2 separate regions of the Homo sapiens genome follow, and region 2 is linked to region 1. The links are chromatin loops, found by intact Hi-C in ENCODE. Cell type or tissue: ascending aorta. All regions are shown on one strand.

What was found. Hi-C counts contacts between places; a loop is a spot of excess contacts. Peaks named below come from ENCODE experiments on the same cell type or tissue, not always from the same donor. Only the 100,000 strongest peaks of a DNase experiment are listed, where the experiment ranks them.
Region 2: a loop joins it to region 1, with 7 times the contacts of the local background. A loop is called at or near these places in 3 of 110 quality-filtered maps.

Annotation. Positions count from the first base shown.
Region 1 is chr1:176,655,212-176,657,711 of GRCh38, reverse strand. The region is part of intron 3 of PAPPA2 (pappalysin 2); the gene reads right to left. Among named protein-coding and RNA genes, the nearest start is that of PAPPA2, 190 kb to the right of the region's middle. In ascending aorta, a CTCF peak has its summit at 1,376; a DNase peak (open chromatin) is centred at 1,241; H3K27ac peaks cover 1,772 bases.
Region 2 is chr1:176,842,910-176,845,409 of GRCh38, reverse strand. It overlaps PAPPA2 (pappalysin 2), which reads right to left. Exons shown (of 23, transcript NM_020318.3): 23 at 1-2,500. Among named protein-coding and RNA genes, the nearest start is that of MIR488, 190 kb to the left of the region's middle. In ascending aorta, a CTCF peak has its summit at 1,494; a DNase peak (open chromatin) is centred at 1,859.

The sequences.
Region 1 (2,500 bases):
AAATTCCCACCCAAACTTGTTATTCTTTCTGTTTCACACTGCCTGAGCTGTCCAATTACTCAATTTAAAAACTGAGAAATTATTTTGGACTCTTCCTCTTCCTGACTACACCACATTCAATTAATTGTCAATTTCTGTTGGTTCTATTTATAAATATCTCTTAAATCCAACCACACCCTTCTAGTAAGCTTCTCTGTTCCGTGTTTTGCACTCCTTGAATACAAACTCCACGCTTTCTCAAGACTAACCTTTCAAAAATGGCAGATCTAATCATGTTCCTTCTCTGCTTTAAGGAACTCTAAATGTCTTACTATGGTTTACAAGACCTTTCAGGATCTGGCTGCTAGTAACCTCTCTAGCATCAATCTTTCTACTTCCTTCTAACTCTCGTGAATGTTTCCCTCTCTCTTATCCGGGCCACTGGGCTTTTGGACCAATAGCATCTGCCTTCCCTTCCATGCCTATCTCCAGGATAACTTCTTTTCATCTGACAGATTTTGGTATAGATGTCAATTCTGGGAAGGCTTTCCTAATACCCTAAATCCTGGTCTGGTGCTTTTGTCCACAACTTTTGTGACACCTTTTACTTTCACTGCCAGAGTGCCTGGCAGAGTGCTGCTTCTTGAGGACTCCCCAATTAAGCCACAGACTGTGGGAGTAGGAATGCTGTCTGGGCTTGTTCAGTATTGTGCCTTGAGTGTTCAGCACAGGGTCTGAGATTTAGTAGTTGCCCAGTAATTCCTCTCTGAATTAATGAGTATGTCCCCCTCACCTCTAAAGTCAAAGTGTAAAGAATTTTCAATGACCAATGTTCTTATAAGACCAGTTTACTTTCTCTATTTCAAAAAAAAACAGAAAGTCTAGAGTTCAGTTTAGTGCATGTATGCTGTCAAAAATAACTGACTTCTGGTGTGTGTGTGTGTGTGTGAAAGAGAGAGAGAGAGAGGGAGATTACAGAAAGAATGCTTTGCTTGAAAACAGGATTTGAAGAAAATCTTTAAAATGTTCTAAAGCAATTGAGGAAAGAGGTTTAAGAGAAGAGAGAAGAAGCACAAAAGAATGACTAAAATACTGGATGACTTCACAAGTTTTTACCATTAGCTGAGACACATCATGTCCGCTCCAGTTACCAACAATAACTACTCTTCCCGGGAAAAGCTTCCTATTTTTAAACCTGGTGTAATGCCTGTGGAATTACATTGCCCATTCCTACCCAGGCCCCGAGAGCTTATCATCATAGAGTGTTTTTGCCAAGAATCTGCTCTGCCCTTAGTCACCATACAAAGAGTTGTCAAAGACAGAGTGAGGAGAGAGGTTGGGCTTTGGGTGTAGTTTTGTTTTTTGCTGCCTACCAGTGGCAGCAGGTCCTATAAACTGCTCTTTGGAGTTTGGCTGTTTCAGATATAACTAGACTCTGTAGTTTAAGGGGATTCTACAGCAGAGCAATATCAGCAAACCTAGGAGAGGGAAGCAATGAAGTATTATCTGCCTTGTTTTCCATTTAGAGTTCATCTCCAGCATTAATATAGTCAGCTACTATTGAATAAGCACTTGACAATATGCAAGATGATATGTTAAGTTGCTGGGACCTGTGCTCAGGGAACCAGCAAAGAGAGAGAAAGTTCAATATTGAAAATATATTCAGAAATCTATTTCTGAAAAAAAAATATTCTGAAAATCTGCAGACAATATTAATTTTGCTTTATTTTAAAAATTAAATGTTTACTTTTGATTTATATATCACGGGACAGTGATGGAAGGGATGTTTTCTGAGGTTCTCAAAACCATTAATCTGGCCCAGGAAAAGGTATATAGAGTCAAAAGAGAAAAGAGGATAAACTCTAAGGAACAGAAATTTTTACTTTTTATTTCTTTATTTGTATAATTTATGGGGACCGGTGTAATTTTGTTACATGGATATATTGTGTGCTGGTGATGTCAGAGCTTTTAATGTGCCTATCGCCCAAATAATATACACTGTACCCATTAAGTAATTTCTTATCATCCACCCGCTTTCTACTCTTCCACTTTTCCAAGTCTCCATTGTCTATCATTTCACACTCTGTGTCCATGTGTACACATTATTTTTATCTGACTTATAAGTGAGAAGATGCCATTCTGACTGGTGTAAGATGGCATCTTATTGTGGATTTAATGTGCATTTTGCTCATGATAAGAAATATTGAGCATTTTTTAATCCGCTTGTTGGCCATTTATATATCTTCTGAAAAATGCCTATTTATTTCCTTTGCCCATTTTAATGTGATTATTTGGGGTTTCTTTTATTTTTGAGTTGTTTGAATTTCTTATAGAGTCTGGATGTTAGTTCCCTGTCAGATGAATAGTTAACAAATATTTTCTCTCATTCTGCAGGTTGTCTGTTCGATATCACAATGGATGCAGAAAAAGCATTTGAAAAAAGTCAACATCACTTCATGATAAAAACCATGAGCAAACTAGGCATAGACGGAACACATCTCAAAATAAAAAAGTCATATAT
Region 2 (2,500 bases), 190 kb before region 1:
AATAGAAAAAAGAGAAGATGAGAATCAGGAAGAGCTCTTTACTTTCACAATCCCTTTACTTTAATTTCTGTCAGTATCTGCCCATTCTCCTCACCCTGTCCCCTTACCTGCCTTTCTGATTGGAGGCTGTCATGCTAGTTGTTAGAGCCAGCTAGCCCTGGGCCACCTGGGCACAATCAAACACACAGAAGAGTCTCTGAGAAAGGCTCTCAATGACCACATGGGTGGATAAGAGTAGCAGAATGTGGACCACCACATGGATTGAGTGTGAGTTGATGTTGCTGGGATCTGTGACCACAGTGTCTTAGTCCTTCCACTTTATCAGTGACCTGAGTTGCTCAAAACATCAGGTCCCAGGAACAAAGACTGGAAGAACCTGCTGTCTCTGAATAGCTATAGCTGACTATGGCTGGGAAGCCTTATAGCCTAAGAGGCTCTTCACACACAACAGGAACTTTCCTTTTGCTTTCCCAGAGCAGTGGTGAATTGCAGATAATAAAATATTTTAAAATGAAATTTAAAACAGAAATGTTCTTACTGTTGCTCTTGTGGAGAGACTGCATGAAGACACACACTGGCATGAACCACAGGCTCCATGTTCCTGAGCTGAGTAATGCCCAGGATAACAATTCCTCTGCCTCAATCTCAGACAAAGTAGGATTCTCCAAGGCAGAACTTAGAATGTGTCTAGCAATTTGGACATTTTCCCCAATAAAACAAGTTTATAAAATTTTGAAAATAGAGTGTCTAAACTTTTCCATTGTCCTTTGCATATTGAAGCCTATCAGAATCCCAAGAATAAATATGTTTGTCTTCTTGGGGGCACTAAGCATGACCCAAGACAATGAATGGTATCTGAACTACATTTTCTTTACACTAGAGATTAGTAGACAAAAGGTTTTTTTTGAATGGGTGAACTCTGCTCTTTCCTTTTCCCAATAACTTTGCAACCCTCATTCCACAAACCCACAGATTAATGTGGGTACATCACCTTATTCGTGTTTTATTCTCTTTCAGGATATTGTTCTTCCCTACGTGATAGTGTGGATAATATTTCTATCATTGTGGTAGTATTTCCTATTCCTATTTGCACAGCCATTGCTCTAGTGTTGATGGGAAGAGTAGAAAAACTGTGGTCAAAGCAAAAGAGCAGAAGATGAGAAGAGACCACAGCTGAGCTCTAAATTTTGTCTGTTCTTGGTTTCCATTGGAGAAGAAACTTTAAAGGAGACAAGCCTCACTCACAGCCTTCCTAAAATGAGTAAAACTAGAATGTTAAACAGAAACTGGCTCCTTACTCACTTTCCCTAGGGTCTAATCCAGAAACCGTTACAAGAAAATGTAACTGCAGTAGATCACATCCCAGTGAGCCTGGGATGTAAATAGAGAGAGGCTTAATATGGTCATTTCATGTGCATTCCATCTATTGGATAAGAAAGGGTAAAAACAACAAAATGGACATTAAATAGTTGAAATTCTTCTGTCTCCCCACAGAGTGTCACCCTTGCTCCATGCATTTCCATGGCTTGCTCAAGTCAAAATCTCTGGCTCACAGATTTTGTACATGATACTTGAAGAGAATTTATCTCAGATTCTTCATTGCTCAAGGGACCCACTTTGGTCTTCTTTGGAGACTTGGAACAAGGACCGAGTCTCCCTGATCACTTCCATTCTCATGCCCGGGCCTGGATTTAACCCTGACAGCTCTTGCCTGTTCTTTCATCTCCTCCCACCTTTCCCCTATATCATTTCCATAAAATTTTTCCTCCAGAAAAATCAACACTTGGTCATGTGACTGGCCAGACTTGGAGACTTCTAACAAGAAGTAGGACTACAGGCCAAGTATGAGGAGTGTGTGAGTTCCTGTAATCCTGGTGATCAGAGAATGGGCCATAGTACAAACTTGTTGACTGGCTGACAGCCACACTTGGAACAGGCATGTGTGGAAGTGCAGAAAATCCTAGGTCTCACCGACTCCAGTTGGGAGTTCTGAGAAGTTGACAAAAGTTAGTATATTCTTTGTGGACAGATATTCAAGAACCATAGTCTAGTTCTCCTGGACCCATCACCAATGGTATTCACACTCAACTTCCTATGCCTCTTAGTACCACCATTCCAACTCCCCATCTCCTTGGTCATAAAATGGGCCCAGCTCCCAGGTCATAAAAAAAAAGATGATTAGCTTTACATGCTAGCATCCAGAATTCCATCTAATTACTCTCTCTCCTTCTGTACTTCCCATTCAACCTGCCAATCCGCATCCATAGAAAGATGGGAAAATAAGTTGCCTTTCTGTCCTCAAAGTCTCAACATTCATCTTGAATGTGAACTTCACAGCAGCATGTGTGGAACAATGAATAATTTTTAGCTTAGTAAACAGCAAAAAATATAATATATATAATATATTTATATAATTATGTTTAAATACTTATAAAGAATTAATAACTAACTTCATTATTTAAGGGAAACTACACAAAAAGAAAAAGAGCCAGTTGAGAGC